2 separate regions of the Homo sapiens genome follow, and region 2 is linked to region 1. A link is an interaction called in ENCODE POLR2A ChIA-PET data of the cell type or tissue named here. Cell type or tissue: endothelial cell of umbilical vein. All regions are shown on one strand. Region 1 overlaps ZNF609 (zinc finger protein 609). Region 2 overlaps ZNF609 (zinc finger protein 609).

What was found. Peaks named below come from ENCODE experiments on the same cell type or tissue, not always from the same donor. Only the 100,000 strongest peaks of a DNase experiment are listed, where the experiment ranks them.
Region 2: POLR2A ChIA-PET joins it to region 1 with 8 read pairs; 6 of 35 experiments call an interaction of 5 or more read pairs at or near these places.

What each region holds. Positions count from the first base shown.
Region 1 is chr15:64,555,656-64,560,655 of GRCh38, reverse strand. The region is part of intron 2 of ZNF609 (zinc finger protein 609); the gene reads right to left. The region is part of intron 4 of LOC101930091 (a long non-coding RNA gene); the gene reads left to right. Among named protein-coding and RNA genes, the nearest start is that of ZNF609, 98 kb to the right of the region's middle. RefSeq lists enhancers at 2,267-2,766, 2,767-3,268. In endothelial cell of umbilical vein, no CTCF peak of the experiment used is centred here; a DNase peak (open chromatin) is centred at 2,005.
Region 2 is chr15:64,472,410-64,477,409 of GRCh38, reverse strand. The region is part of intron 1 of ZNF609 (zinc finger protein 609); the gene reads right to left. Among named protein-coding and RNA genes, the nearest start is that of ZNF609, 14 kb to the right of the region's middle. In endothelial cell of umbilical vein, no CTCF peak of the experiment used is centred here; no DNase peak of the experiment used is centred here.

The DNA.
Region 1 (5,000 bases):
AAAATCTTTTCCATCTCTGTTCTTTTCCTCTTCTCCTCCACACACATGCTCATGTGCGTGAATGCACACAGATGGGCACAAAATTTGAGACAATCTTGTTGGGAAGAGCGGTCCCCAAGTTTTCTCTTAGCATCTAAATAATGAGTATGAAAGAATATTTCGATTTCAGGAATACAAAATAAGGAATTCCCTGGGTAAGAGATGACTATGAACAATAAATAAACACTATCTAGATGGAATAACATCTAGTAGAAAACCAAAGGATCTTCTGCGGGGGGAAAAAAAAAAACAAATTAAAAAACCAGAGAGACGCTGGGTGTGGTGGCTCACACCTGTAGTCCCAGCACTTTGGGAGGCCGAGGCGGGCAGATCACGAGGTCAAGAGATCAAGACCATCCAGGCCAACATGGTGAAACCCCATCTCTACTAAAAATACAAAAAAATTAGCCAGGTGTGGTGGCATGCACCTGTAGTCCCAGCTACTCGGGAGGCTGAGGCAGGAGAATCACTTGAACCTGGGAGGTGGAGTTTTCAGTGAGCTGAGATTGTGCCACTGCACTCTAGCGTGGTGACAGAGCGAGACTCAGTCTCAAAAAAAACCCAGAGAGACAAGAGGAAGGGTGGTAAGTATGTAATTACTCTAGATACTGGACAGAGGTATAACAACTCATCTGATTAAGATGTAGCTACAAAAGCTCCTATTTTACTCCCTTCTCTGTTTATCATTTTAACTTCTATTTAACTCAGTTTATTGTCTTATACTATTATTGCTACGGATACTATTATTTATCTTGCTTACATCACAAAGTGGGTGAATAGAAAAGGAAGGTAGAATATTAAACGAGATATCTGTGAAGGCACATAGTAAACTAGAAAGGGCTAAACAAATTCATTTATTCAATAAATACTTATTGAGCGACCACTCAGTGCTAGACACAAAACAGACATGTTCTATGTTCTCATGGAGTTTATAGGTGGTAGGGGATCTTATTAAAGTTATTAATATAATTATTCATTATATGCCCATCTTTCCTGCTGGATACTGAGGTTCTCTAGAAGGCTATGTCATTATTTCATTCCTCCTAACAATGATCACAGAACCTGGTACACAGAAGGTGATAAATAAATGTTAGAATTGGGAATACCTCACGCAAAGGCTTTTCTAGTGTTCAGCTACAGGGCCGCTTCTCAGATTCCAACTTGGCTACCAATGGTCTCCTTGCTACACACCCCAGGGGCTCAGCCAATCTTCCTTTCCCCTTGGTTGCTGCCATCAGGCACTTTTTATCTTTGAGGATTTCCATAACCTCCACACCTGCCTGATTAACCAAGAGGTGAGCTTTTGGCCCTTTCTGTTTTTATCTTCAGGACTTGAGTCTCACTACTATCACCTCTTGATTCTATCTTAAAGCCAAGAGATCCTTTCTTTCTAAATAGAAGTTGCAATTAAGGCAGAACAACAAGCACCTCCTTGGTCTAAAATTTAAAAAATTTACATTTATGAGGCCACACATTAAAATAGTTCACAAGGTTAGAGTTCAGCCTGGGAATTATGTATCCTCTCTGGAAATTTACTCACATTCCAGCCAAAGCCACAGAAGAGAATTTAACTGCAAAGGCATGATATCTCTCAGACACTAAAAAGTGCAATGCTCTATTTCAGACTGGGAGATAGAGTGAAACAGTGAGAAAAATCATAACTTCTTGGGTCAAGGTCCAGATGAAAGGCCTGCTGACTCAAAGGAAATGGCAACTAAAAAAAAAAAAAGGAAATATTTTAGAGTTTCAAAGCTATACAAAAGAAGCTGCAAAATAAAATTCTTTGAAATAAACCTCAATAGTTAAGTTCCAATACCAAGATTTCCTCATACTTTAGTCTATTTTAGTTTTCTGTTTGAACTGTATGTATGTGCTAGACAACAAATATTTATTGAGTAGTTACTATTTGCCAATCAAGAAGGATGTGATGATGTGATGGAAGCAGAAAAAGAACTTGTGGCAATGAAACAATTAGGCTATGACAATACAACATGGCAAGGGAGGCACAGGAATCTGTGGCAACACAAAGAGGAATATGTAACTCAGCTTTGGGCAGAAAGGACTTCCCAGAAGGAAGATATAAACTCTAAGCTAAGATCAGAAAAATAAATATGAGCCAGACAACAGTAACAATACTTACATAGTACTTATTAAGTGCCAAGCATTATTTTAAGAGTATTCCATATATTTACCTAATAACTCTCCCAACCACCCTATGAAGCTGAAACTATTATTCACATTGTATAGATGAGGAAATTGAGGCTTTGAGAGATAAAGTAAACTGCCACAGTTACATGGTAAGCAGAACCAGGATTGGAACCCAGGTAGGAGGTGGGGGTAGGGGTGGCAAGAGATGGCAAGGGAAGGGGAAATCAAAGGGTGACAGGTAGAGAAATGTACGTATTACAATTTGGAGAACAAAAAAGGTACAGCAATAATGGAGAGTTAAGTATGGTGAGCTTCTTGGGAGAGGTTAAGAATGAAAATTTATGAGAAACTATATTAAGCTGGGGCTACTTACACCTTGAATTACAGTAGTAAATAACAAACCAAAAAGCAATAGTCTATGTATGATATACACCAATAGACTATAAAGTGATTTCCTGGTATCTCCTCCTTTAAGAAAATCTTTCGGCCGGGCGCGGTGGCTCACGCCTGTAATCCCAGCACTTTGGGAGGCCGAGGCGGGCGGATCACGAGGTCAGGAGATCGAGACCACAGTAAAACCCCGTCTCTACTGAAAATACAAAAAATTAGCCAGGTGCGGTGGTGGGCGCCTGTAGTCCCAGCTACTCGGGAGGCTGAGGCAGGAGAACGGCGTGAACCTGGGAGGCGCAGCTTGCACTGGGCCGAGATCGCGCCACTGCACTCCAGCCTGGGCGACAGAGCGAGACTCCGTCCCAAAAAAAACCAGAAAATCTTTCTATATACCACTAACAGTATTCAGCTTCCTAAAAAATTCCTAAAATTCAATTTCATGACACTACCCTGATCAAAAAGTCTTTAATAGCTCTTCACTGATTATAAGATTCATGCCAAATTTATGAGACTTCATAAAATGAGCTCCATCTCTCTTTCCACCAATCCCCACCACTAATTTCAGCCCTCGATAGAATTATTCATTGCCCTGGGAATTTTTATTCATTGCTGAATAAAAATTTGGACTAAATATTTCAGTTTCACACTCTGTATCATACTTCAGCCTACACACAATATATTTATTACATCTGCACAGTTTCACAATTTTTAGTGGGTGCAGAAGAAGGAGTAGAAGAGTAAATTTGTGCAAACTGAACCAGTTCCTGATTATTTTTCAATGTTCTCTGAAATCACTGCACGTACAAAAAATCTGACCATCTACTATTAGAAGGTATGTAAAGAATTACACATTTTTTTGGTATCAGAAGTTGTCAAAAAAAAAAAAAAGAAGAATAAGAAAAAAGAATTACATTTCAGGTTTGCTCAGTGGCAGATATTTTAGCATTCTGAATAATATGTGACATACCAAATCCCATAATTTCAAACTAATAGTCTGTGCTATCTCCAAAACCAAGAATCTCATTCTTACCAAAAATGTCAGAAAGAAGAACTAAATTTAATATTAACTTGTTATTACTAAATGAGCTTACATTTTGGATATAATTATCCTGGTTCCTCTTTACGGTTTTTAATCTTTAATGTTGAAAAGTTCATTGTATGACTTATTTATTATAAATGGCATTAAATCCTTTTAAAAAGCAGATAGGATATAAATAATATTTTGAAATTCCCTCAAATACTGATAACTAAGTATACACTAAATCTAGTAACTATAAAAAAACTCAATAAACCTAGGTAATGCTGTAACTGTATTACAGAGGCTAAAAATCGGAAGGTAAACACTGTATATAACAACCAAGAACTGGTCAACATGGTGTTAACAGATTACAAACAGACTAAATACACTGGCATTATGTGAAAGACTAGTAAAGCAGTGCTAAGTATTTAGTGGCTAGGAGGGAAGGGCAATAATTTCTGTTAAATTTTTAATTAGGGTTGGGAAACTGATCACTTATTTAACCTTTCATTTGGTTTCTTCATCTATAAAATGCAAATAGATAATATCTGATTGTCATGAGGGTTAAATAAACTAATATATATATATGAAGCATTTAGAATAATGGCTGGCATTTAAAATAAGTGCTGGCCAGGAGCAGTGGTTCATGCCTGTAATCCTAGCACTTGGGGAAGCTGAGGCGGGAAGATCACTTGAGACCAGGTGTTCGAGACCAGCCTGGGCAACATTGCCAGGCTCCAGTCTCTATAAAAAAATTTTAAAATTACCCAAGAGTAGTGGCTCACGCCTGTACTCCCAGCACTTTGGGAGACCAAGGCAAGAGGACTGTTTGAGCCCAGGAGTTTGAGACCAGCCTGAGCAACATAGCAAGACATTTTCTCTACAAATAATAAAAAAAAAAAAATTGGCCAGGTGTGGTGTGTGTGCCTGTGGTCCCAGCTACTTGGGAGGCTAAGAAAGGAGGATTACTTGAGCCTGGGAAGCTGAAGCTGCAGTGAGCTGTGATCATGCCACTGTACTCAGCCTGGGCAACAGAGAGAGACCCTGTCTCCAACTAAAAAAAAAAAAAAGGTAGTTATTGCGTTATTGCTACATGTAGGATTATGGGTGATTTCTGTTTTCTATACTTCACTGAATCTTCAGGTTTTCTTTTTTTTTTTTTTTTTTTTTTTTTGAGACAGAGTCTTGCTCTGTCACCCAGGCTGGAATGCAGTGGCCCAATCTCGGCTCACTGCAACTTCTGCCTCCTGGGTTCAAGCAATGCAATTCTCCTGCCTCAGCCACCCAAGTAGCTGGGATTACAGGCACACACCACCATGCCCGGCTAATTTTTGTATTCTTAGTAGAGACAGGGTTTCACCATGTTGGCCAGGCTGGTCTCGAACACTTGACCTTGTGATCTGCC
Region 2 (5,000 bases), 83 kb after region 1:
TCAGCACTTTGGGAGGCTGAGGCCGGCGGATCACGAGGTCAGGAGATCGAGACCATCCTGGCTAACACGGTGAAACCCCATCTCTACTAAAAATACAAAAAATTAGCTGGGTGTGGGGGCAGGCGCCTGTAGTCCCAGCTACTTGGAAGGCTGAGGCAGGAGAATGGCCTGAACCGGGGAGGCAGAGCTTGCAGTGAGCCAAGATCACGCCACTGCACTCCAGCCTAGGCAACAAAGCAAGACACCGTCTCAAAAAAAAAAAAAAAAAAAAAAGAAAGAGAAGAGTAAGCAAGGGAATAAACAAATAAATTTACAATGTGCAATTCAAACAAGAGAGCATCTAGACATAAGAAAACTTCATCTTTAGGCTGCTGAAATTAGGTACTGAGACTTCCAAAACACAGCTAATGTGTTGAGAGGAAGTCAAAGCACCAAAAACCTGAAAATTCACGCTTTAGGCCAGGCGCATAGCACACACTCTTTGAAAGCTTATTTTTAAAGAGCTACCTGAAATAAAGTTGCTGAGGCCTCACTAAGAAGAGAGAAGGTTATGATACTGGGCTTCTCCCTTTGAGGAAGGAAAAAAGTCAGAGGCCTACCTCACCCATCACTCCAGGCAACCAAGGCTCAGTCAGCAGAAGGGTAAATCCCACCCCTCAGGGAACTGGGTTAGAAGGTCTCTAGTTCCACCCCTGCTGTCTTCCAGACAAGACTGACTGCAATTTTCACCCCAGTTAACTTCCAGTGATGCCAGCAAGAGGAGCAGACAGGAGAAAAGAACATAAGGAGTAGCTATTTCTCCTCAGTGTCAGCTGGACTCTGGAACAACTGTAGACATTGCCTTTCTCTCTGCTGGGCAGAAGAGAATCCACTAATCTCAGGGAAGTGCCTAACAACCCAGTAACACAACATTTCTCAAAGATCTCTACTTTAACCATCTTATTTAGGGTTGCAACCCCTCCCACCTCTCCTACCTAACCCTCTTTTCCACTCCCAATTCTCCTTATCCTGCTGTACTTTTCCCCATATCATATATTACCTTTCTAATTTTATATATTATTATGTTTATTTCTATCTCCTATTCAAAGATAATATCCATGAGGTTGATTTTTTTTTTTTGGTCTATTTTGTTCATTGATCTTAAACAACTAGAACAGGGCATCCAATAAATATTTATGGAATGAAGTGAGAAAGAAAAACTAAAAAGACCTCCCAGAAGTCAACCACACCCAGATGGCCCAACAATGCCTATATTGCCCTAGCAGAACCAATTTGGTTCCTGTGACTAAATTTATCTCACCTCCACCTGCCATGCATCACCACTAGACCCTTGCTGCAAGTTTTCTATCAGCTCGGATGTATGGAACCACAGTACAGTCATATGCAGTAAAGGCAACAAATGCTTGTCCTTGAATCTGAACAATTTCTCAAGGCATTCACCGTCTGCCTTTTCCCTAGTTTATTCAATTTGGGATAAAATGTGTTGAATGGAAGTTACGTTACTTTTGCATAAAAAGAAGTCTAAAAAAATCACAATTTCTTTTTTCAAGAATCAAGTTCTAATTCAATTCATCAAGCATTAATTAAGCATAAAGTTATATTCAAAGAAGCACTGGGCTAAGAGTTTACGGAACAGAGGAGACACAGGTATCTCACGAGCTTAAAATGAGGGATGAAGAAAATATATTCACAAATAATTACAGTTAAAGACAACATGCGGGCTGGGCGCGGTGGCTCATGCCTGTAATCCAAGCACTTTCGGAGGCCAAGGCAGGTGGATCACGAGGTCAGGAGTTCGAGACCAGCCTGGCCAAGATGGTGAAACTCAACCCCGTCTCTACTAAAATACAAAAATTAGCCAGGCGCGGTGGCGGGCAACTGTAATCCCAGTTACTCGGGAGGCTGAGGCAGGAGAATCGCTTGAACCTGGGAGGTGGAGGTTGCAGTGAGCCAAGATCGCTGCACTCTAGCCTGGGTGACAGAGTAAGACTCCGTCTCAAAAAAAAAAAAAAAAAAAGACAACATGTGATAAAGTACTACAACAGAGATCCCAGCAAAAAGTTAGAGATAAAGAGGAGGATGAAATCAATTCTGGAGATAGGTGGATAGGAAGAAGTGGGATAAGAAAGGCTTCAGGAAGGAAATTTTTTTGCTAAGTTGAAGGAATGGTTAGATTTGGGAGTTAACTGTCCTGGGAGCAAGGTAGTGCATTCCAACAGAACAGAAGAGAAAAAAAAACCCTAAGAAATGGAGACTGAAAAATGCAGGGTAACTTAGAGGAATAGCTGTAAAAAAAAAAAAAAAAAAAAAAAGGATAAACTGGGTATGCTAGCACAGGCCTGTAATCTCAGCTATTTGGGAGGCTGAGGTAGGAGGTCACTTGAGCCCAGGAGTTTGAGGCCAGCCAGGGAAACATAGCAAGAGCCCGTATCTTAAAAACAAACAACAAAAAAGATATGGATAAAATGAAAAATATGAAATAAGGTTGAGGAAGGCCAGGTTTGGTCAAATCATAAAGAACCTTGAATATTGACCTATGTAGGCAATGGGAACCATCGAAGATTTTATAGAAAGAAGCAAAATGATCAAAATTGTAATTTTAAAGGTCTACGCTGGCTTTATTTGCACACACTCTTCTAGAACAAAATTCTTATCTTTCAGAGCACTTTAGTTCATAATCATAAATTCATTAATTGTCTCTCCCACTAGACTACAAGTCCAAACAGGACAAGACTATGTGTGGCCTGGCATATAAGTGCCCAGTAAATATTACCTAAATGAGTAAATAAAAATTATAATACAGCAGTTGTATGTAGTATGCAATACAAAAAAAGGCAATAACCATGAGGTTATTGCAATAATATATAGAAGATGAAGACCTGAACTAGGTCAGATTAAAAAGTGAGGCCAGGCTCACACCTGTAATCCCAGCACTTTGGGAGGCTGAGGCAGGCGGATCACCTGAGGTCGGGAGTTCGAGACCAGCATGAACAACATGGAGAAACCCCGTCGCTACTAAAAATACAAAATTAGCCAGGCATGGTGGCGTACGCCTGTAATCCCAGCTACTCGGGAGGCTGAGGCAGGAGAATTGCTTGAACCTGGGAGGCAGAGGTTGCAGTGAGCCGAGATTGTGCCATTGCACTCCAGCCTGGGCAACAAGAGCAAAACTCAGTCTCAAAAAAAAAAAAAAGTGAGGCTAGGCCAGGTGTGGTGGCTCACGCCTGTAATCCCAGCACTTTGGGAGGCCGAGGCGGGAGGATCACCTGAGGTCAGGAGTTCGAGACCAGCCTGGCCAAGATGGTGAAACCCCGTCTCTACTAAAAATATAAAAATTGGCCAGGCACGGTAGCTCACGCCTGTAATCTCCGCACTTTGGGAGGCCGAGGCAGGTGGATCACAAGGTCAGGAGTTCAAGACCAGCCTGGCCAAGATGGTGAAACCCCATCTCTACTAAAAATACAAAAATTAGCCGAGTGCAATGACAGGCGCCTGTAATCACAGCTACTCGGGAGGCTGAGGCAGGAGAATTGCTTGAACCTGGGCGGCAGAGGTTGCAGTGAGCCGAGATCACGCCACTGCACTGAGACGGGGTGTGGGCGACAGACTGAGACTCCATCTCAAAAAAATACAAAAATTAGCTGGGCGTAGTGAAATGCACCTGTAATCGCAGCTCTTTGGGAGGCTGAGACAGGAGAATCGCTTGAACCCAGGAGGTGGAGGTTGCAGTAAGCCGATATCGCACCACTGCACTCCAGTCTGGGTGACAGAGCAAGACTCTGTCTCAAAAAAAAAGAAAAAGGCTAACTAGTGAGGCTAAATGTCAGGCTATCCAATTAGTGAATGCTTAGATACGTAATTTGGTGAATGATTCAGATGAGGTGGTGAGGACGAAAAAAAGAACCAAATATGAGGCCAGGCGCGGTGGCTCATGCCTGTAATCCCAGCACTTTGGGAGGCCGAGGTAGGCAGATCACGAGGTCAGCAGTTCGAGACCAGCCTGGCCAACATGGTGAAATCCTGTCTCTACTAAAAATACAAAAATTAGCCAAGCATGGTGGTGGGCATCTGTAATCCCAGCTACTTGGGAGGCTGAGGCAGGAGAATCGCTTGAACCCAGGAGGCAGAGGTTGCAGTGAGCCGAGACCACACCACTGGACTCCAGCCTGGGCGACAGAGCAAGACTCTGTCTCCAAAAAAAAAAAAAAAAAAAAAAAAGAACCAAATATGAGTCAAAAGTTTTAAGCCAAAGCAACTGGAAGAACAGCAATGCTTCAAGGAGAAAAGCATAGGCGGGTTTCAAATTATGAACGGGAAGTACATCTGAAAGCATATGCCAAGTAGAAACAAATTTCTTCCCTTCCTTACCCTTCAGATATATATGTCATAAGCTTTACAATTCCATGTCTTTTCTTATAGTTTCATTTTTGATACCATTCTTTAGAACTCTGCTCTAGAAGCATCTGTTCCAAAACAGATAAATGCTGAGCTTTACACCGAATTTCAGAATTTGTAGCTGAAATTTACAAGGTATATTCTTGGTCTTTATTTTTTTTATTATTTTTGAGACAGGGTCTCACTGCTGCCCAGGCTGGAGTAAAGTGGCATGATCACAGTTCACGGCAGCCTCAACCTCCCAAGCTCAAGTGATCCACTTCCCATGTAGCTGGAACTACAGGAGTGTGCCACCATGGCAGGTTTTCAAATTTTTTGTAGAGATGGGGTCTATGTTGTCCAGGTTGGCCTTGAACTCCTGGGCTCACGTGATCCTCCAGCCTCGGCCTCCCAAAGTGTTGGGATTACAAGGAAGAGCCACCGCACCCGTCTTATATTCATGAACATTCACTTCTATTCATATGAATGAAAATTCATCTCAACCAGACACAAAGTGCCCACCTAGGAATGTTGCTAGGTATGCTGCTGATAATATCCCAAGACCACACTAGCTGTACTTTGTACACAGGATAGAGCAGACACTGCTGTCTTTCTCCACAAATACT